Regions from separate parts of the Homo sapiens genome. Here region 2 is linked to region 1. Evidence: chromatin loops called from intact Hi-C (ENCODE). Cell type or tissue: gastrocnemius medialis. All regions are shown on one strand. Each heading gives the region's core, and the rest is flanking DNA. Links, peaks and the distances in the headings are about the cores only.

Evidence for each region. A loop is a pair of places that touch in the nucleus more often than their neighbours do. Peaks named below come from ENCODE experiments on the same cell type or tissue, not always from the same donor. Only the 100,000 strongest peaks of a DNase experiment are listed, where the experiment ranks them.
Region 2: a loop joins it to region 1, with 4 times the contacts of the local background. A loop is called at or near these places in 2 of 110 quality-filtered maps.

What each region holds. Positions count from the first base shown.
Region 1 is chr16:11,135,899-11,152,017 of GRCh38, forward strand. All of the region lies in intron 22 of CLEC16A (C-type lectin domain containing 16A), which reads left to right. Among named protein-coding and RNA genes, the nearest start is that of SOCS1, 110 kb to the right of the region's middle. RefSeq lists enhancers at 4,250-4,828, 4,829-5,406, 5,407-5,985, 9,040-9,707. In gastrocnemius medialis, for the core only: no CTCF peak of the experiment used is centred there; a DNase peak (open chromatin) is centred at 9,713; H3K27ac peaks cover 1,542 bases.
Region 2 is chr16:11,216,707-11,232,825 of GRCh38, forward strand. LOC107984859 (a long non-coding RNA gene) reads left to right here. Exons shown (of 4, transcript XR_007064984.1): 3 at 7,395-7,418; 4 at 7,516-8,258. Among named protein-coding and RNA genes, the nearest start is that of SOCS1, 31 kb to the right of the region's middle. RefSeq lists enhancers at 7,749-7,798, 8,279-8,358, 8,789-9,348 and a cis regulatory region at 14,668-14,964. In gastrocnemius medialis, for the core only: no CTCF peak of the experiment used is centred there; a DNase peak (open chromatin) is centred at 7,645; H3K4me3 peaks cover 623 bases; H3K27ac peaks cover 1,692 bases.

The DNA of each region.
Region 1 (16,119 bases), core at 8,760-11,259:
CCTCCAGCCTCCTAGTCAAGCACATCTAGTGCATAACAGAAAAGACTGGAAGACACCAAGAAAAGATCGAACTTACCAAATCTTCCCACCCCAGGGTGTCCATGATCAATCCCAGCATCCTTTTTTTCATTGTTTTTCCTGTTCATTCACAATGGGGTTTCTTTTCCCAGCAGCAGAGTATTTGCCCAGGTGAGAAGCAGCAGAATGAAAGCACCCAGCACAAGCCAAAGAGTATGGGCCCAAGTCCCAGCCTTCCACCTCCACGGGAAAATTGTTAGGTGGCCTTGACCCATTTGGTTCACCTTGTTGGATCTCAGTTTATTCATATAAGAAACAGGGATGATGCTCGACAATGTGAGTGGACTTAAGAACTGAACTGTACTCTTACTAATGGCTCAGATGGTAGATTCTGTTATGTGTACCACAACCGAAAAACAAAAAATGGGATACAAGTGTCACCTCATTAGGCTCTTGTGACATAAAATGAGTTCATTCACCTAAGTGCCCAGAACAATGCCTGACCCATATAAAACGTGCAGCAAAGGTTAACTGCTCTTGCCATTTTGTTGTTGTTGTTGTTGTTGTTGTTGTTAGTTAAGGGCTGAGCCTTGGGACCCCAGAAAATAGGTTCCTTTTCTACACATTAATCAATTAGCACGAACAAAATTACGAATGCAGTAGTCCTTCTGCTGTCAATTACAAAGACATGCTGCAGTGGCACAGAGTTGCTCTTTCACAAAGACTTTCCCTGGGCGTTGGTAAAACACCGGGGTGTAATAGAGCAGGCAGAATTTTCCTCCTCACACAGAAGAGATCCTGTAATCTGCCTGAGGCCCCACAGCTCTCAGAGGCTGAGCCAGGGCTGGAGAAGAGCACAAATTGGGCCTCCAGCCCAGCACACATCCTGTCCCCTGGGGTGCTGACTGCCATCATTGGCACTGCGCCCATCTGAGCCAGGCAGTCCCCCGGAGCCTCACAACAGCTCTGGGAAGCTAGTGTCATTCCTCAGTGCCCAGTGTTACCAGCTCACAAGTGGCCAGCCAGGGCTCCCTGGTTTCCACTCCGTGAACCGCCATGCCCTCCGTTCTGAAGCATATTCAGAGGCAGAACACCTGGAAATCAGGTGAGCTTTGGGAACCCCACATATTCTTGCTGTATTCTACTCCATCGTGTGAACCAAGAGTACAGAAGTCATCAGAGAGCATGACTTGCATCTGTGTCTCAAGTCTGTATCTAAAGGAAAAGTCCATAAAATCACCCAAGGAAACATCCTAAGCCTTTTCTGTTGGTGTTTTTTTTCTTTGCTTCTGAATCATTTGTTTTATCAACCGCAAGTTCTCATTAACAGACAAGTGATAGGAGATGCCAAGGTGTGAAGGCCCCTTTATGGCAGAAAACCGAGAAACGAAAAATTCCTAGCCCTTAATTCTGTATGTAAGTTGATAAAAGTCCATCTTGATTTGATTTTTGCCTTAAAATCTCTCTGACTAGCTCAAAGACAATCCCCTGGAACAAGGTTTGGGAACCACTTCCCAAGAATTAGAGTGCCTTTGGGATCCAAGAAAATGAAATGCCAGCTGGGCGTGGTGGCTCACACCTTTAATCCCAGCACTTTGGGAGGCCGAGGCGAGTGGATCACCTGAGGTCAGGAGTTCCAGACTAGCTGGGTGACAGAGCGAGACTCCATCTAAAAAAAAAAAAAAAAAAAAAAAAGTGAAATGCCAACATGGTGAAATCCCATCTCTACTAAAAATACAAAAAGTAGCCGGGCGTGGTGGTGTGTGCCTGTAGTCCCAGCTACTCAGGAGGCTGAGGCAGGAGAATTGCTTGGACCTGGCAGGTGGAGGTTGCAGTGAACCAAGGTCGCACCACTGCACTCCAGCCTGGGTAACAGAGCGAGACTCCCTCTCAAAAAAAAGGGAAATGCAAATAAGCAGTATTGCCGAGTGCACAGTTGGTGGGAAGGAGAGTTAGTTCGTGAGGACCCACTAAGAATGGGAAAAACCAACTGAATCAAAAGGCAGAGATGCAGCAATAATGGTGCCTCAGAGACAGGCAGAAGCCATTTGATTTTCCACGTGGCCGTTTCCTTCATGCTGCTGATGGCCTCTTCAAAGCACGGCAGCTCCTGGGGGCCAGGGTACGGGACCGCCTGGTGGAGAAGAATTGGGGTAGGGAAAGAATTGGCATTTTTTAAAGGAACTTTTACAATTCCAAGGAAGTGACATGACAAACATGTTGACGAGGGTCAGGAAAAGGAAGGTTGGCTGAGCAAGCGTTTACTAAGGCCCTTGATGAATCAAATAAACACTGCACAGGGCTTACAGAGAAGCCTGGGGTCAGGGGGAGGGACTGTGAGCAAGTCTTGCCAGCTAGTGGGCTCTGTGGTGCTTCTGGCTTGGCACATGCAAAGGTGTGGCTGCAGGGTAGGGATGAACAGAGAGCTGGGAAGCTCAGCAGGGCCCGATAGCAAAGCGCTTTGTGAGCTTGCCCCATGGTTCGAATTTTATCCTAGAAGCAGCAGGAAGCCATTGAAGGTTCTAAGACAGATCAGGGGACATGGGTGGCAAAATGGACTTGGGTTTTAACTGACTGGAGTTGGGAAGGGCAGAGGAGAAGGGTGGAGTGGGAAGGCCACAAGACACATTCTGGCCCCTTCACTGCATGCTCACAGCTGTGCGTCAGGTGATGCCCGTGGGCGGATGAGAAAAGTCCCACAGGCTGGGGTGCGGCCTTCCTTACCTTTCTCTGGCCATTTGCCACTTACTTGTACTATAGGATTATATTGCTTGTTTCAAAAAACCTAAATGACCACTGTTTTCACTCAACAGCGTATCCTGGAGTGTTTTTCATTTTAGTTCGCAGGCGCACCCTCATTCGATTTTGACTGCTGCGATCATCTGGTCAAACCACTGTTCATTGAGCCAGTCCCCTACTGATGGATGTTTAGGTGGTGGCCAATTTTTTGTCCTTTAACAAATAGGCATCTCCAAGTGCCCTTGCGCAAGGGTTTCCTCAGGGTAAATAACCATGAAGTGAAAACAGAAATAGCTACGCTGAGAAACTAACAGGATTTGGTGACCAATTTGACTGAGGGAGTGGGAAGCCACAGAGCTAGCTTAAGGCAAAATCTTAAGAAGGCTTGGTTTCCCTCCCCGAATGTTCTCTGTGCATTTAGCTAGCAAGGGCATCTCGATGATCCCAACTTCTGACCCAACAGTCCTTGTGTGTCTTGTGGGTCTTGTTCTGTCCAGAAGGCCTTCGGGAGTTGTGGTGACTAGAAGGGTCCCCAGGAACTGGTGGGGGTCTCCGGGGTGGCCCACTCATAGCTTGGCTTGTCATCTCAGACAGAACCTCCAAGCTTGGCATGATGGAGACACCAGTGGGTTCTGTTCCCACCTCCTGGCACCTCTGCTGAGGTTACAGCTTTCTACACTTCTTTTCTCTCTATAACCAGAATCCCATGACTAAAATACAGTTTTCTTTATTTGCAGCTGTCCAGCCATGGCATTTAGTATAAATATGCTTTTCTCCAAAAACACACACAGTATTATTTTTTTTAACATCTCAAATTCCCAAAGGGCCAAAAGTCAATATTATCCCAGTGTGATAGGAATGGCTGTTTTGCAACATCTCTTCACACTTACACAGCCTGCTTGCTGAAGCCTCAGAGTAATCACAAAAACACATTCCAAAACCCATCAGCCTGGCTGCTGGATTGTTTTACTGTCTCTGTCACTCCCTGCTGTGAGCTCAGTCCTTGAAAGTCGCCGCCTCAGTTTCCATGTTGAGGGTGAGAAATTCACAGCGTGATTTGGGGAGCAGATGCTTCAACTGTATGAACTGCAAAGTTTGGACTGTGAAGTGCAGTGACTCCTCTGAAAATATTTGCTAGCTGGTAAAATTCAGGCTCATGGCATATGTGGTCTACTTCTAGCCTTACAGACTTATTTAAGGTCCCAGGATAAAAATCCTATTTATTGAATGCCAACTATGTGCTAGGCACTGGGCTAGGTGCTTTACACAAAATAAGGAGATAAGTATGTAAATACTGTATAAAGTTATTAGTCCTACTTTTATAGCTGGGGCAAGCAAGAGTCAGAAAGCAAGGTCCCCTGCCCGGAGTCTCAAAGTTCATCCCTGGAGAGGGTGCCTGCTTCTTCTACCTCTTCTACCGGCTTCCTGAGAACAAAAGTTATCTCTTGTCCTTTGTTCTTTCTCTTCCTGCTAAGTTGATTTGAAGGCTCTGCAGAGCTTCTGGGGTAACCTACGTGCCCCTTTGTTGTGGCTTTCTGAGCACGATGACCTCACCGGCCCACAGCTGGGTCTCCGGTGCTGGGTTCCAGGCACACTCCAGCCTCCTGGCTCACGGATGTCCTGTTGAACCTCACGGATGGCTGGGTGGCAGGAAGAGTCAGTGTGGATGGAATGAGCCTTCCTCAAAAACCCCCACCACCGCTCTTAGTAACCCGGAAAATGCTCTGAAATAGTTGACATTTACAAAGTCTTGGGCATTTGGGGAGAAAAACGTTCTTTTTTTGGCCAGATTTCCAGCATGAAGCCCAAGGGAAATGTCCACGGGCTCAGCACAGTGGTCTAGCATCTCAAAGCAGTGCTTGGCCTGGTGGAGGCCATGGCTTTCCCATCCTGCCCTCTCTCCACATCCAGCAAAGAACAAATGCAGAATCTGGCCTGTCCTCCTGTCCCCACCATGTCCCACAGAGTGGCCCTTTGTGCTGACCCAACACGAAGCACCTGAAAGGCTTGCTCAAGCTGCCGGACTTGAGCAGCTTGAAAGCCACCATCATCAGTGCACCTGCTGTGCCCAGGTGTAAGCCATTGTGTTGTTTAAACTGTGCCACAGCCCTGCCGAGGAAGCCATTGCAATCAAGAGGCTAGGGCCACACACCCTGGAGCCAGACCCCCCAGGTTCAAATCCACACCTACCCCTAGACAACTATGTGATGTCAGGAAGTTCTGTGAAGCTCCTGAGCCTCTGTGTCCCCTTCTTTCAAATGGGGCTGATGATAGGACCTGCCTCACACAGCAGGAGCTTAGCTGGGCCAGCATTTTACATGTGAGTGCTTCACGTTATCGTAGTGTCATAATGGCCACTGCTGTTGAGGAGGGAGCCAGGGCTCAGACGGATAGAGCTGCCTGCCCAAGGTCGCAAGCTCAGGGGTGGCAAGCCAGCACTCCCAGCTTCATGGCCCTGGCTGGAGTCACTTGCAGAGCAGTTGGCCTGGCTCCTCCAGGCTTTTCCGTAGGGTCCTCCCAAGTATTCTAGCCAGTGCTTTTGGGCTCTGCCAGCCATATGGACAGCACCAGGCAGGTAGAGTTCTGAGCACCTGCCCTGTTGGAGCCACCATGGAAGTCACCATCTCTGGCATGGTTCCTTCTTCCAGCCAGTGCACACCAAGTGCCTCCTGCAACCCGTCCTAGGCCCCCGTGCAGAGGACAGCTCACTCACAGGAGGCAGACATGGAAAAGGATGACCATGGGGCCAGGGGGATACCTGAAGTGGTGGGGGCCTCAACAGGGCAAGTCACCCAGAGGGTTCATGCCGCCAGAGCACGGGGTGTGGGGGGCACTGGGTTGTCGGGGACCGTGGGGGATCTGGAGGGGTGCAAGGAGACATGTGAGTTTCATTCTGCGTGCTCTGGGTGGCCTCGGGGCCGCGAAGCAGGGAAGTGGCTGGACCTGACGCATGTCTGTCCAAGCTCCTTGCACGTACCGTGTGGGAAGTGGATTGGAGACAGCAGTGCGGGGCCACTGGGGTCCCACCAGAAACCAGGGCAGCTGGGTGAGGGACGGTCTGGGATGTGGGAGGTGCCCTTGGCTAGCATGGTCAGTGATGGCGGTGGGGACAGCGTGCCTGGTTATGACAGATCTGCTCCTGAGAACGGCGCTGCCTCTGCACATCGTGTAGCAGCTTGGGACAGGCAAAGCATTTCCCATTTGTGATCTCAGTAACCGCAGAGCGTAGTGAGGTGGGAGAGGCTTGAGAGGTGAGCTGACCAGCGCAGGTCACACAACAGGAAGCAGTAGTGTGCTTTGCACTTGGCCCCCACACTGTCCTGAGGTTGAAAGGTTTAAATGACTCGGGCACTGGGGATGTCTGACAGAGCATTCTGTGAGACTCATCGAGCTGCCAGCACTGGGCTAAGTATCTCCACAGCCCAGGTTCACAGCAGGGAGGCAGGTATGGTTACTCTCCCTACTTACCGGGGGAGGAGGCTGAGGCCCAGAGAGGTGAGGTAACTTGCCCGAAGTCACTCAGTGGTAGGTGGTGTTGCTGAAACCCACTGCTAGGCCATCGGACCCCCACAGTCTGCTCAGTCCAGTGTCCAGGGATCCTCCTCAGGGCCCGGGAACCTGACAAAATTCTTGGCCTTGCCCTGGGGGAGCTGTAGTTGGAAGCTGGGGGCACTGTGATCATACTTGCAGCCTCACATGCGTGGCTCCTGGGCACGCCTGTCAGAGCGCTGTGATCAAGCAGGCCTGGAGGTGCCTGTGCTTGGCCCTTGGCACTAAGCAGCTGTCTAGGCTTCATGAGCCGAGTGGCATTTGCCCGATAGGTGTGATGTGTCAACAGCTTTTTCTCCTGCTTTTCACAGCCCCGGCTGGCTCTGAGCTAGAACTCTTTTAAAAATCATAATAAGGCACTGACCTGCAGTGGTACACACTGGTGCAGCCCAGGCACAGGAGCCTCTGCAGTGGAGATTTAAGGTCTGCTGGTCAGGAGCAAATTTAGAATCTTTCTGGAAGGTTCTGGGTCTGGCCAAGAGTGTAGTTAAGCCCTTCAGTGATGTGAGTTTGGGACTTCTTTAGCTTATTGTCTTCATGGATCTACAGAGGTAGGCTTCTGAGGAAAGCAGTGGCTTGTCTTTTTATTCATTCCTTTTTCCAGTAAACTTTTTTATTTTTTTGGAGACAGAGTCTTGCTCTATCACCCAGGCTGGAGTGCAGTGGCACAATCTCAGCTCACTGCAACCTCCGCCCCCCTGGTTCAAGTGATTCTCCTGCCTCAGCCTTCCAAGTAGCTGAGATTACAGGCGCCTGCCACCACGCCTAGCTAATTTTTGTATTTTTAGTAGAAATGGAGTTTCACCATGTTGGCCAGGCTGGTCTCGAACTTCTGACTTCAGGTGATCCACCCGGCCTTGGCCTCCCAAAGTGCAGGGATTACAGGCATGACCCACTGTGCCCGGCCTATCCAGTAAACATTTATTGAGCACCTACTGTGTGCCACGCCCTGTGCTTGGGGTTGGTGACCTGGTGAGCTTGCAGTCTTGTGAGAGTGACAGACAGCATTCAACTAATAACACCCATTACTAATGCATTTATAATACAGAGCCTGGCTGGTCTAGTAGGGATGGGGAAGACATCTTTGAGCAGGTGAGTGGGCAGATATCATGCCAGTCCTCGTTTGACCTCAGTAGGGATGGCACCAGGTTCCAGAGGCTGAAGAAGAGACCTGGTGCCAGCAAATGAGACATAGGGTTCATCAAGGACTTAATGTACAGGGTCAGTCCAGTGGCAGCAGGCTGGGTGGGAAAGCCACAGCCGCTTGTAAAAACCATGCCACTTATATAGCAGTTTCCCTTAGCACCCTCCCCCTAGCAACCTCTACCTGGCAACCTTCATTTAACCTAAAACAAAGGGCTTAAGTGAAGCTACTGCTGTCAGCTGCATCTGCCGTCCAGCAGATCGTGGGAGTGTTCCTCAGAGCAGACAGGATAGGGAATAGCATGTGCAGGGGCGCCCAGGGTGAGAGCAGAGTAGGCTCCCCTGGGTCCCCATCGATGTGACACCTTCTGCACTTGAAGCTGTTAAAGGCATCTTCCATTCATGCATTAGCTCATCGTCAGAACCTCCCTGGGGAAAGGTAGGCATATGTTCATTTTGCAGTTGAGGTTTTCTGAGGCTCAGGGTGGTTAAGTAACTTACCTGGAGTTGCACAGCTAGTGCACAGCAAAGCCAGTGTCCTATCCTGGCTTGGCCTGACCCTGGCCTCCTGCTCTGTGTTCTCATTTTTTATTCTTATTCCCTATCCTGTGTTGTTACTGATAAGGCTCAGAGGCCTGCCAGAAGGATCAGAACCCCATAATTATCAAGCCCATTGGAGGATAATTCTAAGTCATTGACCTTAAATCTGCAAACCCAGAACCTTGCCTTGAGAGTGCCTCCTAGCCCTGTCGCTCGGCACTTTCTCAGAATACTACTAGGCTGGTCATCTCCCAAGCTACCTTATCCACCTTAGAGTGAATACATCTCTGAAACTTGGTAGGGAACTGCACCCAAATGAGCAAATCATGCTATCCCAGGAGAGCAAGGAGCTGAGTGAACATCCATCCTCTTGGGGCGTCCCTGCAGCCTGCAGCTGGACAGCGGCCTCAGTCTCCTGTTGCCAGGGGTGACGAGGCCTGCTCAGCTCAGCATAGCCCTTGGGTCAGCTCTTTGCTCCTCCAGGCAGACAGCTGTGTTCATTCTCCGTCCTGTACCTCCACAACTTCTGTGGGACAGCCAACTAGATGATCAGGAAGCCACTCAACTGGAACCTCACAATGGCAAAGAAAAGCCACCCTCCCCTCAGCTGAGAGGGACCTACAGGCAGCCCTAACAGTGCCTAGGTGCCCAGAGGCATGGTTCTTTTGGAAGTACGGAGCCCTCATGCCTGTAGGATCTTCCCCAGCTTGAGGCCCACGCCTGAGCCAGGCCAGCCCTGTGGTCCTCGGCCCTAGCTGTGCATTTTTAAAATCACCTTGAAAGCTTTTAGAAAAGCCCAACATCCAGGCCTAACCCAGTTAAGTCACAGTGAAGAGAGGGCCGTTGGTGACATTCTCTTCTGTAGGAGCAGTGGCTCTAGCGTGCTTGGGGTAGGAGGGATTCTGGGTATAGGAGTGGGATGTTTTGTGCGCTGGGGCCAGTTTCAGGAGAGGCCAATTCCACAAAGCTTGTCATGCCTTGGGGGACGGCTGTGCTAAGAACTGGGAAATGGGTTCTGGATGGCCCTGCCCTCATGGAGTTCATGGTGTCCTGGGGCTAACTCACTTTTGTACCAGACCTAGAGCAGGGAAGGCTCTGGAAGGAAGTCTTAAAGGATGAGCTAGGTTTCACGTGGTGCATCCCGGCAGGGGGAATGAGCGGGCTGTGAAAACCACCATGTGCACATGGGTCCTGCAGGCAGCCTGAGGATAGGGGTCAGCAGGAGATAAAGCCACGTGGGAATGGCCCCTGCTCCCGATTACCTGTCCTGGACTTGGTTGGAGGGCCCAGGGAATAGCTGATGGGCTTCAAGCAGAGGGCGAAGGTCCCACTCTACTCCGACCACACACAGCCCTTGGAGCGGGAAAACAGTCACTGATGGGGCCGGCCTTAGGGCGGGCTACCCGTGGGGCCCGATGACCCACACTTAGCTGGAAGGAAGAGGCAGCCAACAACACTTCCTTGAGTCACACAGCTGGAGCCCAAATCCACCCATTAGTCCAGGACCAAAGCCAATGTCATCCGCGGCCTCTCCCACTCCTGCATCCAGTCCCTCCCCAAGCCTGTCAGCTCTACCTGGGAGATGCAGTCATGACAAGGACCTCTCACCACCACACCTGTCTCCTGGGCAAAGGGCTGGGTAACTTCTTTAAGCAGCAGAGAGTCAGGCTTTTAGGGCCATATGGTCTCTGTCGCAACAAGCCTCTCCCATTGCAGCCAAAGCAGCTGTAGAGCATACGTTACCAAGTGGGTGGGGCTGTGCCCCCATCAGTCTTCCCTGGCAGGACAGCAGGTGGCTGGATTTGGCCCGCAGGGCATTGTGTGCTGACTCCTGACCTTGGCCAAGCCTGGGCCGGTGGCTTTAAACTCAGCCCCACTGTTGCTCTCCTTGCCCTCTATGGTCCATTCTTAGCACCAAAGATCCTTTCAGGGTGTGAGTCGGGTCAAGTGTCTCCTCTACTTAGATTCTTCGCTGGCTCCCATCACTCAGATGAAAGCCAAAGTCCTCACGGTAGCCCCACGTTTTACACAGTTTGGTCCCTCTGCACTTCCTGACACTAACCTCACCCCCGCCATGGTCCCCTTGGCCCACTTCAAGGCAACTTAAGGGGCCTCTCCGCAGCCTTGACCTTGCTAGGTATGCTCCTATTTGGAGGGCCCTGACCTGGGTGGCCTCTGTTTGGAGAAGTCGCCCTGGGTACCTATGTGGCTCTGTCCTTGCTTCCTTCAGATCATTCTTCAGACCTCACCATCTCAGAAGGTCTTGCCAGATATTCTATATAGTGGCAACCCTGTCCCCACTCCCAGCACTCCAGGGGTCTCTACCTTGCTCATTCCTTCAGAGCACTCAACCTCTCCTGACATTTTCTACTCCTTGACTGGCCCTGCCCTGTCCCATCCCATTATCAAACTGTAAGCTCCAGGAAAACAGGCACTGTGTTTTGTTTACAGCTGAATTTCCAAGTCCTGGGCTATACCAGACATATAGGTAGTGCTTGGTAAGTACTGGATAAATGGATCGATGGATGGATATTTGGATATAGAGGGATGAATGAATAAATAGATGAATATAGAGGATGGATAAATGGGTAAAGGGGTAGATGGATGAATGGATGTAGAGGGAGGGAGGGAGGGATGGGTGTAGAAGGATGGATGGGTATAGAAGGATGGAGGTGGAGGGAGAGGGGATGGATGGATGTAGAGGGATTGATGGATGGGTAGAGAGGGATGGATGGGTAGGTGGATTGATTGGTGTACAGGGATAGATAGAAGCCTGGATAGATAGATGGACTGGCAGATGGGTAAATGGGTAGGTGGCTGCTGGGTGGATAGATGGATAGAGGTGCAGGAATGGATGGGTGGATGGCCGGATGGGAGGGAGGGAGGGAGAGAGGGATGGATGGATGGTGGAGCCAACAGATCTTTAATCCCCCCTTCTGTGTGCTAAACATTGTTCACTGGGGACTCAGGGGTTAGTCAAACAAAACACATCAGCCCCTTTGGAGCTCATGGGCACTGTGGACACCTTAGATAGTCTAGAACTTCCCACCATGTTTGGTGCCCTCAGGGAACTGGCAGATGCTGAGTTAATGTCCAGTAAGGGGATCTGACCCAGACCAGGTGTCTGGGAAGGCTTCTCTGAGGAAAGGATGTTGACCTGGGAGGAGGAGGTAGAGGAAGAGCGCCGAGAACCTTGTGTCCCAGACAGGGGCTGCCATAGACAGGAGAGCATTGATGTCTCAGCCCACAGGCTGCCCAATCCCCAAGGAATGAATATGTTGCTGCCCGTTTGACACCTGGCAACAGTTTGGCTAGGCACAGAATTCCCCTTTGTCATCAATTTCCGCCCTGGCCAGATAAGGGGAGCTGAGACCCCAGTCCTGTATCCCAGGTAGATATTCAGCCCAGCATGCCCTGCCGTGGCCCTGACTACTCGCATCATTAGTACAAAAGGAGGAATTTGACCTGGGATATTTTCCTGTAATGAATTCTTTGGAAAGGGAAAGTTCTTGGACTTGGGCCTGATTTGAAGATGAAATGTTTTGAGCCACGTGCAAGAGAATGGCCGACAGAACCTGGAGGGCAAGGTTCTCTGAAGGCGAGGTTCCAGGTTGTTCTGCAGAGCAGGGTTAGGAGTAAAGTGTTTGTAATCCCCTGCTGCAAGCTCTACTCAGAACTTCTTAGGTAGGGGATGAAAATGTTCTAAATTGATTGTGGAGGTGGTTGCACAACTCTATGAATACACTTAAAGTCCATGAATTGTACACTTTAAATGGATTCATTGTACAGTATGTGAATTCTATCTCAATGAAACTGTTGTATTAAAAAATACAGCTCTCAACTTGTCAGACTGTCACAAAGCTGTCATCCGACAGCACATAAAGACCAGATTATCTCATTTGTGTCCCATTTTGATCATAAAATAGTTCAATGTATGTAACATTTTCCTTAAAGCAGTCCAAATGTAAAAAAAGAAGTTGGAACCTGCAACACATTCCGGAATAATTTGGAAACCTTGATGCAATCCAGACTCACCTGGCACCCTTTCTCTTCCCTAAAACGTGCCTTTTTTCCATTTCTTTTTGACTTTGAGAAAAAAACTCTGTTCTTACTGGTAAAATAGCCTCCTGTTTCCTTTTCTTTCCTGTAAATTATGAGATAAGTTTGCATTTCATACCTTTCCAGAAATCTCTGTTGATTGTGGTCTGACCTCAGATTCATGATTTCTGGGAAAGAAAGAATTAGAATCACTGCTGTGAACATTAGAAGTGCGGTGAGTAGTTCGTGTTGTGGATTTGAGATGGAAAACAGGTGACCAGTACCTGTTTGTTGTTCCGGAACTTATTTCCTGGTGCTGCTAGATGGTATGCCGGCAACCACGTCCAACTCATGCCAATGACTTTTAAAAATGTCATCTCAAATGCCACATGTTATGTCTTGGATGTAGTTAGGGCTAGTTGTGGCCTTTTTGTATGGTAGAAACCTCCACCTCCTGGTGGAGGAGGTCTGGAGGCACTAGAACTTGACAATACAGGTACTGTTTATTGAGCAATTACTGCATATCAGACACTGTGCCAAGCAAGGTTGTGTGTACTCTTCTCACTTAATCCTCACAATGATGTATGACATAGGGATTATTTCCCCCATATTATGCCAGGGAAATGGAGGCTCAAGGCTACAATTTCCATTACACAGCCAGTCAGCATCAGGGCTGTGGCTTGAACCCATGTCTGTCTGCCACCAAAGCCCACCATCTTAGCTTATATTATGCGCCTCCGTTTCCCTGTCCATACTCCAGCCTTTAGACTCCCAGGCCAGTGCTCCATCCCCTGTATGGCCAGGAAAGCACAGCCATCTTGTAGGACCAGGAGCAGTTCAAATAATGAGCCAACGGCTGGCACCCTTTCTCCGAGCACAGCGATGCACCAGAATGCTCTCCCTCCTGTGACAGGTGATGTGCGCTTCAGCTCAGGCCCAGAAGAGCCACAAAAGAGAAGCTCCAGCAGTTCTGTGTAGGAGGCAGGATGTACTTCTATCCATAGAAGGGCTCTCATGATTATTTATTAATTGTGAAAGGGAAGAAAAAACTAATAGAGTTTCCCGGAAAGGGATACAAGTTCAATATGATAAACTCCCAAAAAGCAATCAAAGGCCAAAGAGGGCAGAAAAATAAAGGACAGGGAGAAAGAGAGATGGTGAATCAAAGTGGCCAGTATGTTAGCAGAGGCCAGGGGAGGGGCCAGGCTTCACAGCCAGGGAGGTGTGGGGCTGTCGGAGCACAAGTCACCAGTGGTGGTGAGTCAGGCAGGCAGCGGGACTTGACCCCATGGGGTCACTGAGGCCCTGGGGATGAGCTGATAACAGGAATGGATGGAACCGGTCAGCTGTTTTGCTATTACTGCAGACCCGTTGTATTAATTTTTGTGCATTAATACATGAACGTAGAATATTATAAATGAAAACTGAGAAGCTACAGGAAGAAGAAATCACAATCCTATCAACCCAGAAGAAAGCATTGTTAATATTTCTGTTTATTTTCCACTTCTGTCTTCCCTGTTTTGTCTCTTTCTCTCATTTAAAAAAAAAAATACATGAGTTGATTGTTGATTTTTGAAAAAATCAGGCTGGGCACAGTGGCTCATGCCTGTAATCTCAACACTTTGGGAGGCTGAGGCAGGCAGATTGCCTGAGCTCAAGAGTTCAAGACCAGCCTGAGCAACATGGCAAAACCCCATCTCCACTAAAAATATAAATAGCTGGGCATGATGGTGCCCACCGGTAATCCCAGCTACTTGGGAAGCTGAGACATGAGAATGGCTTGAACCTGGGAGGCAGAGGTTGCAGTGAGCCAAGATCACACCAGTTCACTCCAGCCTGGGTGACAAAGTGAGACTGTCTTAAAAAAAAAAAAAAAATTGCAACATTGCAGGTGCGACTTAAGACCCCATCAGTTACCACCCTTCCTCAGTCATCATTTGCCTTATTTTTATTTTTCCAGACCCTTCTCTGTGCAGTTGCATTTCATACATGTGCCAGAGCTGATGAACAGAACAGAGCCACCACCCCTTCTCTGCAATTCTGAAACCCAAACAGCTCTGAAAATCAAAATATTTTTCCTAACTCGTATGATGGCAAAACCAAAACCTGCCTTCAGGTATTTATGGGCGGGTTTATTAGAGTCATTGATGCCAGTAATTGTGAGTTTATGTTTTCGTTTCTGCAAAAATTCAGTGTTTGGTTTTAGCTGCTCACGACCCAGCTGACAGTGTAACGTAATACCTATGTGTGCCCTACATGGCCTTTTACCTCCTAAAGATTCTAAATTCCAAGACATATCTGGCCACAGAGGTTTAGGATAAGGAGTTAAGTATGGATCTGTAATTGTGTTAAGGTTTGGGCTTCCCTTAAATAAAATCATAATTCTGTATACCCTGCTGCACCTTGCTCTTTTCAGACACCACTGTAAATCAGGAATCTGTGTTAGCACTTACAGATTTCACACATTCCTTTTCACGGCTGCATAGTATTCCAAAGCTTGGCTACTTGCGTTTCTTTGGCTGAGTGATTCAGTCATCCTAGTCTTTTTCTATCCCGGGCAGCGTTGCAGTGGGCATCCTTGGGCACACCTCTCTCTGTGTGCACGTGCAGTACAAGAAGCAGAACTGCCAAGTCACAAGGTTTTGTTTTCACAACATTGCCATCATGTCAGAAGCACTTCCCTGTACTGTAAAATGCCTCTTCTAAACTTCATTCTTGATGACTGCATAATAGTCCATTGTCTGAGTGTTAGTTTCCTGAGGTGGCCATAACAAAGTCCCACAAACTGGGTGGCATAAACAGCAGAAATTGATTGTCTCACAGGTCTGGAGGGTAGAAGTGCAAAATCAAGGTATTGGCAGGGCTGGTTTCCTCTGAGGGGTGTGAGGAGGACTCTGGTCCAGGCCTCCCTCCTTGGCTTCTGGTGTTTTGCTGGCAATCTTTGCTACTTTTTGGCTCATAGAAGTATCACCCCAGTCTTGCCTTCATCTTCACGTGATGTTCTACCTGTGTGAAAATCTGCGTCCAAATTTTCATTTTTTAGGAGGCACAGACATATTGGATTAGGACCAAACCTAATGACCTCATTTTAACTAATTGCATCTGTAAAATGACCCCATTTCCAAACGAGGTCACATTCTGAGTCTGAGGTACTAGAGGTTAGGACTTCAACCTAAGAATTTGAAGGGGACACAGTGAAACACAAAACAGTCTGAATTTGCCAGATTTTACTTAATCCGCTTATACTGGCCACTTACGTTGTTTCTACTACCTTATGAAGCACCCTATGACAAACATCCTTATTCAGAAATCTTGGTCTACATTTCCAATTATTCCTCCAGAAACCATTCCTTAGAGTCAGGGGGACTGTCCATTTGTCAGGCTCTGGGTGGCACCTTGCCAAATTGCCTTCCAGAAAGCAGAGTAGGGGGATGCCCACCTGGTCACACCTGGGCCCTTGTCTTCATTCACCTGGGCTCTCAGATGACTCCTGCCCAGTGCTCCAGGCTGAAGTCCTCTGCACATATGTGTGCGCCTCTGCCAGCATGTGCACAGGCATTGTTTCTATCAAGTCACTTTTTTATTTCTCATTCCTGCCAAAAAGAGAGAGAGTCTATGGGTTAATAGCAAAGTAGAAACCGTAGCTCAAAATGTCTGTTTGGGGCATGTACTCTTGCATCTGTATAGATGAATAGAGATTTCAGAAATACTGGGCCCTCTGGGCCTCAGGCATTAAATCAATCAGTGCAATTTCACTCACAGGGCAGCTTGCCAAGGGAGCCCAGGAGAGAGTAGCGACTTCTCTGATTTAGTTCAGTCCGTTAAGCTCATGGCAGCCTGCACCAGCTCACTGTTGCAAAAGGCAATCAAGTAATGAGTACTCAGCCACTTTCGGGGGGCGGGGGCCGGCTGGGGAAGGGGCTCTCTGGAGCCTTTCAAATGGAGCCAACTTTTGATAGCTTTTTAGGGTAGTTCTGAGAGCTGGAGACGGGTGAGGAACCCGGGAAGTGAGAGCTTAATTAACGGAACTACAGAGAATGAGGCAGCAAAGGAATCTCTCAGAGAACCAGGGGGTTTTGTGTGTGTGATGAG
Region 2 (16,119 bases), core at 6,601-9,100, 79 kb after region 1:
ATCAATATACACAGAATAACCTTGTTTGTTTTTTATTTATTTATTTATTTATTCATTTATATGAGCTAGGGTCTCACTCTGTCACCCAGGCTGGAGTACAGTGGCACGATCACAACTCACTGCAGCCTCAACCTCCCAGACTCAAGCGATCCTCCCACCTCAGCCTCCCAAGTAGCTGGGACTACAGGTGCATACCACCATGCCTGGCTAATTATTTTCAAAAAATGTTTTGTAGAGATGGGGCCCCACTATATTGCCCAGGCTGGTCTCGACCTCCTGAGCCCAAGTGCTCCTCCTGTCTCAGCCTCCCAAAAAATATTGGGATTCCAGGCGTGAGCCACTGCACCCAGCCTATTTTTTAAACTGCATAGTATTCCACTGTGTGGGAACATCATGATGTATTTACCCAGCCCACTATTGATGGACCTTTGGGTTTTTCCTGATCATTTGCTGTTACCATCAGGGCTGCAGTGACCATCTGATTTGCAGAGGCATTATTTCCCGTATCTGATGGGGTGATACTCTGGGATGGACTGGCCTAGTCGAAAGGGGTGGTGCTTTGAAAACACAGCTGTGAAGTCTTTGCCACTTCTTGGATTAAGAAGTGGGGTCTACGCCAGGTGTTACACCAACACTTTGGGAGGTCGAGGCAGGTGGGTTGCTTGAGCTTAGGAGTTTGAGACTAGCCTGGGCCACATGGTGAAGCCCCATCTCTACCAAAAATACAAAAATTAGCTGGTCGTGGTGGCACATACCTGCAGTCCTAGCTACTCAGGAGGCTGAGGTGGGAGGATCATTTAAACCCAGGAGAAGGAAGTTGCAGTGAGCTAAGATCATGTCACTGCACTCCAGCCTGGGTGAGCCAGACCCTGTCAAAAAAAAAAAAAAAAAAAAAGAAGAAAAAAGAAAGAAAGAAAGAAAAAGAAAAAAGGAAATGGAATCTATATCTCCTCCCCTTGAAACTGAGTGGGCTTTTGATGAATTCAACCAGGAGAGTATTACAGAAGTAATGCCGTGGGATGTCTGAGACTTGGTCATAAAAGGTCATACAGTTCCATCTTGTTTGCTGGAAGACTTGTTCTTGGAGCCTTTACCTGCAACTTAAGAGGTCTGACTCCTTCAGGCTGCCATGCTGAAAGGAAGACCAAGACACTTGAAGAGGCCACATGTCAGCACATCAGTCACTGTCCCCAGTGATGGTGACACCCACCCTTCAAGTCATGCCAACAAAGCCACCAGACATGTGAGTGAAGTAGTCTCCAGACATTTTGAGTGACCCCCTCCCCAGCTGAGGCCTTAGTCTTCATGGAACAGAAATAAACCATAAAAAACTAGAATAAAGGATATGAGCAATTTTTTTTAATGTATAGCAAGCATTTATACACTTTAGCTCATTTAATTCTCCCAAGAATCTTGCAGGGCAAGTATTATCAACCCCATTTTACAGAGAAGAGGAACAGAGCTCAGAGAGGTTCAGCAACTTGCCCAAGGCATCACAGCAGGTGACTGAAAGACCTGGATGCTAACTTGGGTCTTTCTGGCTCCAGACCCACCCTCCTACATGGGTTGCTTGCTGAAAGAGGGAAACAACTCATTGTGTCGAACTTTCCAGCTCAGCCATAAGAAATTTCTAGACCCAAAGAATACACTGAAATAGATCAGAAGTTCCATGCCTGGGTCCTCTGGGAGCTATTTTTGGCAAAAACCGCTGGAAAACTGTGCATCCATTCTTCCTGCCAGTGTTGTGTAGGCAGGGAGGAATGTGTAAACTCTCCACTGTTGCTGAGAATTCTGTTCATTGAGGATCTCAACTGGCCAGATGGTCTTACAGTTAACTACCCTGCTGGTTAACAAACAAATGAAGCTATTACTCCCTTTAGTAGGAGGAGACCTTTCTTTTAAATTTAAATTTACTTTTGCTTTCTGATCCAACTGAGGAACAAGTTAGGAGGAAAGCTTTCTAAACATGAAATTCTGCCAGAGCACTTGCCACCGAATGGGTTTCTCCCTACTGGTGATAAGTGGTATTGCAACTCAGCTCTATTAGACAAAAGGGAGGTGAGAGACACATGTACATGGGGCAATCTCTGGAGCTGGAGACAATTTCAAGGGAAGGCTCAACTAAGAGACAGTGTCACAGAATGATTACACTTGAGTCTCAGGAGTCACAGGATCTGGGTTCAAATCCCTGCCTTGGTGCATGTCCATTAGGGTCCACTCAGGGAAACAGAAACCACATCAGGTATTTCAAACAGAGGGAAATGGATACATGAATGATGAGACTACCAGAGATGAGCATCAGCAGGAAGCCAGTACCACCCGGAGTGCAAGAGGGAAAACCGGAGGACCCTGTATTACCAGAGCCCAGGAGCTGGGGCCATCTGAAATGCAGGAATGGCAACTGAACCATTCCAAAGGCTAGACTTTGCCAGGGATGCTGGAGCCACAAAGAAGTCCCTGCTGCTGCAAATATGCCACTTGAAGCAGAGAGAGGGAGAAATACCATGTTTATCCCTTCCTCTCACTCTTCAGCCTCCCGCCAGGCTTCCCATTTGTTTAACTCAGTAGAGAGTCAATTGGCAAGGAGGCCTAGGATATGTTGCTTCTCACCATACAGAGTTGAGCAAGAGGACAGATATGAAAGCAAAGAGGCAAATGCAGCCTCTCTCTGTAAATGCAACATTGAGCAAGAGCCTTAGACCGAGTGACTTCCTGCTCTGGGCCTCAACTTCCTCCTCTGCAAAATGGGGATAACATCCTATCTTGGACCGGACCCATCATGATGACAGTCAAGAGAGATAATCCAGAGAAGGCTGCCAGTACCCAGGCTGACACGGGGTAACAAGCACTACAGACTTGGTGGGGCTGTTGGTGGAACATCCCCAGCCCCCCAGAAGTCACCAGTGCTGCCCACTGGGGGATATTTTCCATAGGACCCTTCTTAGATTTTAATACAGGAGGGAGCAGGAATGGGGGAATTAGCTTTGAAGTAATGTCCCCTTGCCTGTCACTGCCTTTTTTTTTTTTTCTTTTTTTTGAGACGGAGTCTCACTCTGTCGCCCTGGCTGGAGTGCAGTGGCATGATCTCAGCTCACTGCAACCTCCGCCTCTGAAGTTCAAGCGATTCTCCTGCCTCAGCCTCCTGAATAGCTAGGATAACAGGGGTGCACCACCACGCCTGGCTAATTTTTGTATTTTTAATAGAGATGGGGTTTCGCCATGTTGGCCAGGCTGGTCTTGAACTCCTGACCTCAAGTGATCCTCCTAACTTAACCTCCCAAAGTGCTGGGATTACAGGCATGAGCCACTGCACCCAGCCTGCCACTGCCTTTTGTATAGAAGTGTTCCAGACTAGTTTGTGCTTTCTAAAGGCTGAGTGTAAGGGAATGTGTGGTGTATGTTCATAGTAGGTGTGTGATAACATGTGAATATATGCATGCGGGGTATTTGTGCGAGTGTGGAAGTGTGTAAGCGTGTGTGTGAGAATGCATGGCATATGTATATTGTATAAGAGTGTGTGGTGTATGAGATGTATGGTGTGTGTTTGCGAGGGTGTAATGTGTTTGGGCGTAGCATGTGTGTGAATGCATTTGTGTGAGTGTGTGTATGCTTGAGTGTGTATGGGTGTGTGGTGAGTGTGAGAGGGGCTGCAGGATGAGAGTCGGATTCTCCATCTATGCTTCTCATATAGAGCTCCAGAAGGTCCTTTTGAGAAATCCCCAAACCACAGCCTGCTGGGCCCTGTGTCAGGGCAGAGTCGGGGCCGGGGTCCAGGTGGGCTGAGGTTTTTCAACTCGAGACTAAGCTCCTTCTGCTGGGTGTGTGACCTTGGCAGCCCATGAGACCCCTTCTTCTGTGCTTCAGTTTCTGTTCGGTGTTTTGTTTTGTTTTGTTTTGTTTTGTTTTGTTTTGTTTTGTTTTGTTTTTGAGATAGGATTTCATTCTGTTGCCCAGGCTGGAGTGCAGTGGCACAATCATAACTCACTGCAGCCTTGACCTCCTGGGCTCAAGCCATCCTTTTGCCTCAGCCTCCTGAGTAGCTGGGACTAAGGGTGCACAACAGCTAATTTTAAAAATTATTTTTAGTAGAGACGGAGTCTCACTATGTTGCCCAGGCTGGTCTCCAACTCCTGGGCTCAGGTGATCCTCCCACCTCAGACTGACAAAGTGCTGGGATTACAGGCATAAGCCACCATGCCCTGCCTGTGCCTTGGTAAATGGGGGTAAAATGGGGGGTAATCACTGGACTTCCTAGGATGGTTGTGATGTGAGTGCTTGGCCCAGGGCTTGGGGTGGTGGAAGGCATTAGCCACCTATTATTATCAACTCTGGCTATTTATGTTGCTATTTTCTCTCATCATTATATTTACTTCATCTAAAGAAGTGACAGTGGCCCTCAAGAGGAGGATGAAAATCAGCAGGGCTGGCCGTACGGAGTGTTGTTCAGGATGGGGAAGCCCAGCGACTCTCAGGTGCCACTATGGGCAATGGAAGTCATTCAACCCATCTGAAATATGAACGGTGTCCACAAAAGCTAACCATACACATACCCTATACCCAGCAATCCCAGTCCTGGGCAAAAACCTGGAGAAACGAGGCACCTGCCCACCACAGGCCTGCACATGCAGCATGGCTCAGGATAGCCCCCAAGGGGAGACAAATCCAATGTCCACCAACAGGGTCATGGAGAAATAAAGTGTGAAAGAGGAGCCGGGCGCAGTGGCTCACGCCTGTAATCCCAGCACTTTGGGAGGCTAAGACAGGGGGATCACTTGAGGCCAGGAGTTCGAGACCAGCCTGGCCAACATGGGGAAACCCTGTCTCTACTAAAAATACAAAAATTAGCCAGGTGTGGTGGCGGGTGCCTGTAATCCCAGCTACTCAGGCGGCTGAGGCAGGAGAATCACTTGAACCCGGGAGGTGGAGGCTGCAGTGAGCTGAGATTGCACCACTGCACTCCAGCCTGGGTGATGACAGAGTGAGACTCCTTCTCAATAAAAAAGTAAAATACAATAAAAATAAAGTGTGAAACAGCCATGCAGTGGAATACCACTCAGCAATGCAAAAGAACAAACTCCTGCCGTACACGATGTGAATGAAACTCACAGACATGGCGTTGAGGGAATGAGATGAGCTAGAAAACATCCCCACTGTCCACTTTCACTCATCTGAAGCAACAGGCTAAACTCATCAATAGTGTCAAAAGTCAGAGGAGGGGCTGCCTCTGGCCAGGAGGTGGGGAGGGTCTGAGGGACCGTGCTAGAGACGCCCTGGACCTCAGTCTGGGTGGTGCCTCTGTGGGCATAAAACTATGTCAGAACTCACCAAGTTGGACACTCAGATGCGTGCATGTAAGTGATTGTGTTTTCCCTTGATAAACACTTTTTTATGACACAGAGTCTCCCTCTGTCACCCAGACTGGAATGCAGTGGCACCATCGTAGGCCACTGCAGCCTCAAACTCCTGTGCTCAAACGATCCTCCAACCTCAGCCTCCCTGGTAGCTGGGACTACAGGCATGCACCACCATACCTGGTTAATTTTTGTATTTTTAGTAGAAACAGGGTCTTGCTATATTACCCAGGTTGGTCTGAAACTCCTAGACTCAAGCGACCCTCCTGCCTTGGCCTCCCAAAGTGCTGGGATTACAGGCATGAGCCCCTGTACCCAGCCGATAAACACTTTTTGAAGTCCTTTTTTTTTTTTTTAAAGTAATGAATGGATTGTAGGAATCATGGTAATAAAAGACTGATTCATGCTACATAAAGTGGATGAACTTGAAAATATGTTGAGTGAAAGAAGTCAGACACAAAAGGCCACTTACTGTATGATTCCATTTATATGAAATGTCCAGAATAGGCAAATCCACAGAAGAAGAAAGTGGATTAGGGTTGGCCGGGCACGGTGGCTCACGCCTGTAATCCCAGCACTTTGGGAGGCCAAGGCGGGTGGATCACAAGGTCAGGAGATCGAGACCATCCTGGCTAACACGGTGAAACCCCGTCTCTACTAAAAAATACAAAAAATTAGCCGGGCGTGGTGACGGGCCCCTTTAGTCCCAGCTACTCGGGAGGCTGAGGCAGGAGAATGGCGTGAACCTGGGAGATGGAGCTTGCAGTGAGCTGAGACGGCGCCACTGCATTCCAGCCTGGGCGACAAAGCGAGAATCTGTCTCAAAAAAAGAAAGAGAGAGAGAGAGAGAAGGAAGGAAGGAAGGAAGGAAGGAATTAAGGAAGGAAGGAAAGAAGGAAGGAAGGAAGAAAGAAAGAAAGAAAGAAAGAAACAAAGAAAAGAAAGAAAGAAAGAAAAGAAAAAGAAAGAAAAGAAAGAAAGGAAAGAAAGAAAGAAAAAGAAAGAAAGAAAGAAAGGAAAGAAAAAGAAAGAAAGAGAAAAAGAAAGAAAGAAAGAAAGAAAGAAAGAAAGAAAGAAAGAAAGAAAGAAAGAAAGAAAGAAAGAAAGAAAGATAGATTAGGGTTTACCAGGGGCTGGGACAAGGGCGGTTGGGCGGGTGACTGCTATGAATATGGGGTTGTATTTTAGGGTGGGGAAAACATTCTGGAACTAGACTGATGGTTATATAACACTGTGAACGTACTAAATGCTACCTAACTGTACTTTAAATTGGTGATTTTTATGTGATGTGTATTTTACCACCTTTTTCTTTCTTTCTTTCTTTTTTGGAGACAGATTCTCACTCTGTCACCCAGACTTAAGTGCAGTGGCATGATCTCAGCTCACTGCAACCTCTGCCTCCCAGGTTCAAGCTATTTTCATGCCTCAGCCTCCCGAGTAGCTGGAATTACAGGTGTGTGCCACCACACCCAGCTAATTATTGTATTTTTAGTAGAGATGGGGTTTCACCACGTTGACTAGGCTGGTCTCAAACTCCTGACCTGAAGCAATTCTTCCACCTCAGCCTTGCGAAATTCTAGGATTACAGGCATGAGCCACTGTGCCTAGATGCCACCATTTGTTTTAAAGTAATTAATGGGGCTGGGTGCAGTGGCTCATGCCTGTAATCCCAGCACTTTGGGAGGCCGAAGCGGGCAGATCACCTGAGGTCAGGAGTTCGAGACCAGCCTGGCCAACATGGTGAAACCCCATCTCTACTAAAAATACAAAAATTAGCCAGGCGTGTTGGCATGCACCTGTAATTTCAGCTACTCGGGAGGCTGAGGCAGGAGAATGGTTTGAACCCTGGAGGTGGAGGTTGCAGTGAGCCAAGATGACGCCACTGCACTCCAGCCTGGGGGACAGGTGAGACTCCATCTCAGGAAAATAAATAAATAAAAATAAATAAATAAAGTAATTAATGGTAAAACAAAAAAAGTTGAACTTTGCTCTGAATCTTCACAGTATGCCTACATGTGGTGCCCTATTTTCTCTGTTTTGCAGGTGGGGAAGCTGAGGCCCAGAGAGGTGAGTGGCATGTCCGAAGCAGCCCAGCGCAGGGTGCGAGGTAGGCAGGGCTGGGCCCCCGGGCCTTCCCTGTGAACCATCTGCCCGCCGGTTGCAGGAGGCAGTTCCTGGAAAGCAAGCGGGCCGAGTTCCTCACAGAGATCAGAAGAGCAACAAGATCTCCAGGCCAGGGCAGAGGTCCCCGCCCTGGATGCTGGTGACACTTCCCCTGGGCGGGAGGGGCTGGGAGCATGCAGATCTCAGCCCTGAACAGCCTGTCCTCTCGCCTCGAGGTTCTTGGTAGGCTGGGAACAGCCTGTCCTGCTGAGCTTCCTGTCACCTCTCTAGCTGCCCACACGCCGCACAGCTGCCACCGCCGGCCCTGGCCCGGGAGAGGGGGGTCTCTGGGGATCTTAGCAGGCCATGGTGGGGGTGTCTTGGGGCCAGCCTGAACTGAAAGACCATCACAGCTTGCAAGCCACCTCCCTGCTCTGTTGCTGGCTCTCCTTGAAGACAAGTGTTTTTCAATTAACCAAAGCGGTGCATGGCAATGTGATAGGGGAATGAAACACAGCAACAGAATCAATGCCCCACGCTGGGCAATAGCCGACTTTCTGTTCGCTCCCATCCCTTCCTTCCCTCCCCGCCTCCTTCCCCTGCTCCTTCCATTCCACAAACATTTATTGAGCACCCGCTGTGTGCCAGCCACTGTTCTAGGCCCTGAAGACACAGAAGTGAACAAAAAAAAAGAGTCCCTGTGCACATCCTGGAGGGACTTTCCCCGTGTGTGTGTGTGTGTGTGTGTGTGTGTGTCTATACAGTGTATGGAGACAGTGGATAATAAAAGCTGTTTATGAGGCACTTTCTCTGAGCTGTTCCATGTGCTTCACTTATACTCATTCAGCTAATCCTCAGGACACCCCCGTGAAGTCAGTGATATTAGTCACAGAGGCCCAGAGAAGTGAAGTGACTTGCCCAAGGTCACACAGCCAGCAAGAGGCCAAGCCCGGATTGAACCCCAGCCGCCTGGCTCTGGAGCCTGCAGCATAACCACAGCAGGGAACTGCCACCGGAGACAGACATCGACAGCCACTAGGAGATGTTAACCAACAGGCTTGTCTTCACGGCACGGCCCCCGCTTCACCAGCTGCACTGTTTGATGAGCTTTGCAGGTCCCAGATCTTATAAGCTCATGGTGATTGATCCAAATGATGCAGAGGTCGGCCTAAAGTTAGAAGTGGGCCCCTCTCTGCCCCAAGACAGCCCTTCACCCCAATTCCATTCCCACAGTTTGGGCATCCACCCAGGCTGCCAAGCCAAGCGGGGGCTGCCCGGGTTAGCAGGGACCTGGCCATGGGCCTCCTCAGCTAGGGGCCGCCTCTCTGAGGAGTGGGTGCCCCGCCCCTCCGTGGGCCGCCTGGTTTCTCTTATTGGCAGCGTCTGTAGTCCCCTGGCTCTGTCACCCGCAGCTATTCTAGGCCTCTGGTTCCTTTCACTTTCTGCTCTGCGTCTTCCTGCCTCGGTGGTTCCCCACCATCCAGCCTGAGACCTCCCCGTTGCCCGCCCTGGGTTTCTGTCTGCTCCTCTCCGTGGTGGCCGGCCCTGGCTCTGCCCCAAAGCCATGGAGAAGGCCAAATGCAGGCTGTAGAAAGGTCTGGGATCAGATCCCCCCATCCTTCCATGGCCACGTGACCGGGCCCGCCTCTTCCCTCTGAGCCTCACATCCTCATCTGAAGAGGGAATGCTGCTCATGCCCACCTTGCGGGGATGTGGGGAGGGGGTGCTGCCAGTGGAGACTCCCAGGGGACCCTCCAGGAGTCTCATCCTGACTCGAGACTGGGCACCTGGTGGGGGCACAGGCCCCCTCTCCCGCCATGGGACCGCCACATCCAGGCTCTCGTGGGTTGAGATGCTGAGGAAAGGAAAGAACAAAACCTGCTGGAGGAGCAGCGAACACGGCCCTCAGCTGGGTGACCTTGGGCAAGTCACTTCCCCTCTCTGGGCCTCAGTTTCCATATCTGTGAATGAGGCAGCTGGACTGAAGAATAGAGAGTCACAAAGCAGAGTGACACAAACTGGGCTACAGGAAACCCTGGAGGCCCTCGACCCAGGCTGGGGCCGGGGATGGTTCTGCAAAGCCTCTTGGGAGAGGGTTGCCTGAGCTGAGTCTCCAAACAGAACAGTGGCCTTAAGTCACGGGAGATGAGCCAGAGCAGTCCAGAGGGCACGGTCAGCACATGCTAAGGTCCTGGGGCACAGAGTACAGGGCTTGAGAAGGGTTCCTCTTGCTCCATGTGACTTTCATCATCCAACAGCCTGTGGTGGCACTTGCCTGTATCCCAGCTATCTAGGAGGCTGAGGTGGGAGGATTGCTTGAGTCTGAGAGGTCGGGCTTGTTCTCCCGGTGTTGGCAGAGTCCAGAGGGAGCAAGTGGAAGCCACAGGTGTCTTGAGGCCTAGGCTGAGATCTAGCACATCACCGCGTCACTTCATCCCTTCATTTCATCCTATTGGCCAAAGCAGCCCAATTCTAGGGATGGGGATCTAGACTCAACTTCTTGATGGGAGAAGTAGCAAAGTCACACTGCCAAGGGCAGGGACACAGGGAGGGATGAAGAGTTAGGAATGGTTTTTCTTTTTCTTTTCTTTCTTTCTTTTTTTTTTTTTTTTTTTTGAAACAGTCTTGCTTTGTCACCCAGGCTGGAGTGCATTGTCGTAAGCTCACTGCAACCTCCACCTCCCGGGTTCAATCTATTCTCCTTCCTCAGCCTCCCAAGTAGCTGGGACTACGGGTGCCTGCCACCACGCCTGGCTAATTTTTGTATTTTTAGTAGAGGCAGGGTTTCACCATGTTGGCCAGGCTGGTCTCGAACTTCTGTCTTCAAATGAATTGCTCACCACAGCCTTCCAAAGTGTTGAGATTACAGGCGTGAGCCACTGCGCCTGGCAGGGCTGGTTTTTCAATCACTCTGATGAACTCCCCAACAATCATCCCTTGTCAATTAAGTTCCAGGCCAATCAAGGTGGCTCACACCTGTAATCCCAACACTTTGGGAGGCTGAGACGGGAGGACGTCTTGAGCCCAGGAGTTTGAGACCAGCCTGGACATCATGGTGAGACCCTGTCTCTACAAAAAATAAAAAATTAACCGGGTGTGGTGGTGCTTCCCTGTATCCCAGCTATCTGGGAGGCTGAGGTGGGAGGATTGCTTGAGTCTGAGAGGTCGAGGCTGCAGTGAACTGTGATCACTCTAATGTACTCCAGCCTGGGAGACAGAGTGAGACCCTGTCTCAAAAAAAACTTCCAGTTCCTGGTCACTGACTTTCTTTTCTTTTTTTTTTTTTTTTTTTTGAGACAGAGTTTTGCTCTTGTTGCCCAGGCTGGAGTGCAATGGCGCGATCTCGGCTCACCGCAACCTCCGCCTCCCAGGTTCAAGCAATTCTCCCGCCTCAGCCTCCTGAGTAGCTGGGATTACAGGCAGGCACCACCATGCCTGGCTAATTTTTTTTGTATTTTTAGTAGAGACGGGATTTCTCCATGTTGGTCAGGCTGGTCTTGAACTCCTGACCTCAGGTGATCCGCCCACCTCGGCCTCCCAAAGTGCTGGGATTACAGGTGTGAGCCACCGCGCCCGGCTAGGTCACTGACTTTCAACAATGGGCAGGTAACTCAATTCTGGCCAATGAGACATGAAGAAAGCTTTCCTTGCTCCTAAGGGAAGCCCCAGGGAGAGACATGGTTTTCTGTTCTTCCTGATGTGGTGGCTGAAACTTCACTGGCCCTCTTAGGACTGACCTCAGATAAAACCAACAGCGAGATATCAGCTGAAAGATGGAAGGAAAATGAACTTGGATTTCCTATTGAACAAGATATTACATGTCCAGATTCTTCCTTTTTTTTTTTTTTTAAGAGATGGGGTCTTGTTCTATCATCCAGGCTGGAGTGCAGTGGTGTGATCATAGCTCACTATAGCCTCGATCTCCTGTCCTCAAGTAATCCTCCCACTCTGGCCTCCCAAAGCACTAGGATTACGGATGTGAGCCACCACACCTGGCCCATTTCCAGATCCTTTTTAAAAAAATATTTTTTAAAGTAGAGACACGGTCTCACTATGTTGCCTAGGCTGGTCTTGAACTCCTGGCCTCAACGATCCTCCTGCCTAAACCTCCCAAAGTGCTGGGATTACAGGTGTGAGCCGCACATGCTTGGCCCATTTCCAGATTCTTTAAGCCGGTTTACATCAGGATTCCTTTTACTTGACCCCGAAGACATCCTTAATGATGCCTCTGGTTATTTTGGTCTTTGTGAGCCGTGTCTGCCTGACTGTGCCAGGTCAGAGCTTGAGAGCTCCAGGCTTTTCTCCCAATGATGTTGGAGGGTCCCAGGTGCAGCCCCAAGCTTCTGCCCTTCATATACAGGGACCTCCCGTCTGCCCACTGTACCAAGGCCTCTCAGCCCCCACGGCCAAACCAGCAGTCACGATCCTGGATTCAGGAGACAGACCTGGGTTCTGGTGAATTGGACTCCACCCTTTGTCACTGTGCAACATCAGGTAAGTCTTCTAACCTCTCTTAGCCGTAGGTGGCTCTTCCACAAAACGAAGTAGTCAAACCTACATTTGCATGGTTCATACTTCATGACAGCACATTGAAAATGTTGAAAAATCTCTCTCTGGCAATTAAAATTTGCATCTCTGGGTTTTCATGGTTTCCAATGTGCTTCTTAGTCTCTCAATAATAACAACAGCAGCAACAGTAATAGTAACAGCCAGCAATTAGGGAGCACCTGCTCCGCGCCAGGCACACTGCAGATGGTCGTGCATGCACCATCTCATTTAAAATCTTCTGTGCTCAGGACACTCCCGTCCTACTCTGCCTCAAAGCCTCGCTCCTTTCCAGGACCCATGGTCTGTGCGTGATCTGATTCTACTCCTCACCTCTCCATCCTCACCTCTGACTTCTCACCCCTCACGCATGCTGCAGCAGCCACACTGACCTTTCTTTGAACACACTGGGAACAGTCCTACCTCAGGCCCTTGGCACCTGCTCTTCCACCTGCCTGAAAGGCTCTACGTCCAGATGGGCAGCTTGCTCATCCCTTCCAGCTCCCAGCTTCTTGGAGAAGGCTTCCCTAGCCATCATAATAAAATACCAACCCACACCTGGCACCTCCTAGCCACACCCCACCCGCCACTGCCTGCTTTACTTTACTTCCCTCTGACATACTGATTTTTTGTTTGTTAGTTTTTTGCTTTTGCTTGTTTTGTTTTTGAGACAGGTTCTTGCTCCATCACCCAGGCTGGAGTGCAGTGGCATGATCTTGGCTCACTGCAGCCTCAGCCTCTCCAACTCAAGCAATCCTCCCACCTCAGCTTCCAGAGTAGTTGGGACCACAGGCGCACACCACCACACCCAGCTAATTTTTAAAATAATTTTTGTACAAACGGAGCCTTGCTGTGTTACCCAGGTTGGTCTCAAACTCCTGGGCTCAAGCAATCCTCCCACCTCCACCTCCCAAGTGCTGGGATGATGGGGGTGAGCCTCCGTGCCCAGCCCACGTACTGTTTAACAGGTTTGTTGGCTAGAGTTTGCCTCTCTCCCTGCTAGACCATACGTTCCTCAAGGGCAGAGGATTTGGTCTGTTTTATTCACTGCCAACAGCCCAGAGCCAGGAAGAATGCCTGTCATATAATAAATGTTCAGTGAATGTTTGTTGAATAAATGAACAATGTATATGCCCCTATAGGATAAATGCCAGTGTTATTCCCATTTTTCAGCTGCGACGCAAGAGCTCAAGAAGTGAACTGGCTCCCATTGGCACGGCAGAAGGAGCCGTGGTGGGACTCTGATGTGGAGCCGCCTTGAGCTGCAGAGCCAGGACTCTGCACAGCACCTGCCTTGGCCCTTTTAAGGTCTCTGCTTCTGGATCTGCCAGGTAAGGCCTGATCCTGGGCCAGATGCCAGAGGGCCCTTCCTGTTGGCATCTCTGCAAAGCCTCATGTGTTGTCTGATGGCAACATCGTACTGGGAGAGCCCTGGAGGCCTGGAGCAGGACCAAGGGACAGTCAAGTGGACAAAGGCCTTTCTGAGGAGGAAGCAGGTGAGAGGAAGGAGTCCTGAGTGGCAGGACCAGCCCTGGGAAGGACAGTGTCCTTCACAGCTCAGAGGTCAGAGTTGAATCAGGCCCACAAACCCTCCCTGAGCCTCTGCTCTGGGCTCCTCATGGATAGGCCTAAGAGCCAGGGGTGATTCAGACTTAGGTATTAAAGTGGGGGACAGACGCAGGAGGGTCCTTCAAAGGGGGCTATTTTAACTTTTATTTATTCATTTACTTACTTGCTTACTTACTTATTTGAGGCAGAGTCTCGCTCTGTTGCCCAGGCTGGAGTGCAACGGTGCAATCTCAGCTCACTGCAACCTCCGCCTCCCAGGTTCAAGCGATTCTCCTGCCTCAGCCTCCCGAGTAGCTGGGATTACAGGCACCTGCCACCATGCCCGGCTAATTTTTGTATTTTTAGTAGAGAAGGGGTTTCGCCATGTTAGCCAGGCTGGTCTCGAACTCCTGACCTCAAGTGATCCATCTGCCTAGGCCTCCCAAAGGGCTGGGATTACAGGCGTGAGCCACCGCACCCAGCTGCTATTTTTATTTCATTTCAGCCCTATTCTGATCCTTCTTGGGGATAATGTCTCCCCATCTCATAGATGGGGAAATACAAACTCAAATTGGTGAAGGAATTGTCCCAAGGTCATTTGGCTAGAAAGAAGCACATCGAGTTGGATGACAATGATAATAATAATGTGACTCCCGAGTAGCTGGGACTACAGGCACCCACCATCACGTCCGGCTAATTTTTTGTATTTTTAGTACAGGTGGGGTTTCACCGTGTTAGCCAAGATGGTCTCAATCTCCTGACCTCGTGATCCCCCTGCCTCGGCCTCCCAAAGTGCTGGGATTACAGGCGTGAGCCATTGTGCCCAGCCTCTAGTTCTTTCTTATTCTCTTATTCTGAGTGTTCCTTTTCACAGCATCTTATTCTTCTTATATGAATGCAATATATTTTATTTCTCTGAAGCTTCCTTATTTTCTCGAAGACTTTTGTTTCTCCCCACCTGGCTCTGTTTTTTTGGAGTTTTTTTCCTCTCTTGGTTTCGGTCTTTGACTTTCATTTTACAAGCTGCCCTCAAGGTTTCAGTGACCCTCCATTGCACGTTCGTATTGAAGAGCAGGGAACTGAAAAAGATACTGGGAAATGAAGACCCTTGGAAGCTCCATGTCTGTGGCAGGACGTGTGGACAGGGGAGGCTTGTTGGGATCTGGCTGTCCTTGTAAGATCCCAAAGCCAGCATCGGAAGCGTCGTCTGAGAGGATCCCTGTGACCTCCTGACTGCAGAGAAAGCAGGCTGCCAGCTTCCAGGAAGCAAGCAGGGGGATGGGGCCAGGGGCGTCTCCCTGACAGGCACGTGGCCTTTCCCTTCCCTCCTTGTTTCAGGACTGACCCACCCCAATTCACTTTGCTGTCCTCAAACTCTAAGCCTCCAGCACAGGTTTTATTTAGATAGTATATTTATGATGGGTGTTGATAAAGATTGGAGGGTAAATGGCCTCCCAACTTACCCCTTGGCACCCCTCGGATGCCAGGTGGTAGGGTGTGAAAATGAACCAGACCTGCTGGTTGAAGACCTGCTAATTATTGAGCAACTACTATGTGTCAGGCGCTGAATCTAAATCAGGGTTTTGCCATGCAGGGAACATCTGGGCATGTCTGGAGACATTTTCAGTGTTACAAATCGCTGTAGGGGTGGGTACTACTGGTATCTAGTGGGTAGAGGCCAGGGATGCCACTAAGCGTCCTAAAGTGCACAGTGCAGCCTCCCATACCAGGCTCTGAATGTGAATAGAGCCAAGGTCAAGAAACCCTGCTCTAGAAAGATGAAAGACACATTCCCTGACTTCACAGGACAGGAGTAAAGAATTTCTGGTTCCAGCCGGGCACACTGGCTCACGCCCATAATCCCAGCACTTTGGGAGGCTGAGGTGGGCAGATCGTTTGAGGTCAGGAGTTCAAGACCAGCCTGGTCAACATAAATGAAACCCCATCTCTACTAAAAATGCCCCCCAAAAAAACAAAAATATTAGCTGGGTGTGGTGGCACATGCCTGTAATCCCAACTGCTTGGGAGGCTGAGGCAGGAGAATCACTTGAACCTGGGAGATGGAGGTGGAAGTGAGCCAAGATCATTCCATGAACTCCAGCCTGGGTGACAGAGCGAGACTCTGCTGAGAGAGAGAGAGAAGGAAGAAGAAAAAGTAAAAGAAGAAGAAGAAGGAGGAGGAGGAGGAGGAGGAGGAGGAGGAGGAGGAGGGGCAGGGGGGAGGAGGAGGGGGAGGGGGGAGGAGGAGGGGGGAGGAGGAGGGCGAGGGGGAGGGGGAGGGAGGGAGAGAAGTAGAAGAAGAAGAGTAAAGAAGGAAGGAAGAAAAGAGAAAGAAAAGAAAGAAAGAAAAAAGAAAGAAAGAAAAAGAAAGAAAGAAAAAAAGAAAGACCCTGCTCTAGCAAGATGAAAGACACATTCCCTGGCTTCATAGGAAAGGGGCAAATAATTTCTAGTTCTGGCCAGGCACAGTGGCTCGCACCTGTAATCCCAGCACTTTGGGAGGATGAGGTGGGAGGATGCCTTGAACCCAGGAGTCTGAGACCAGCCTGGGCAACATATCAAGACCTTGTCT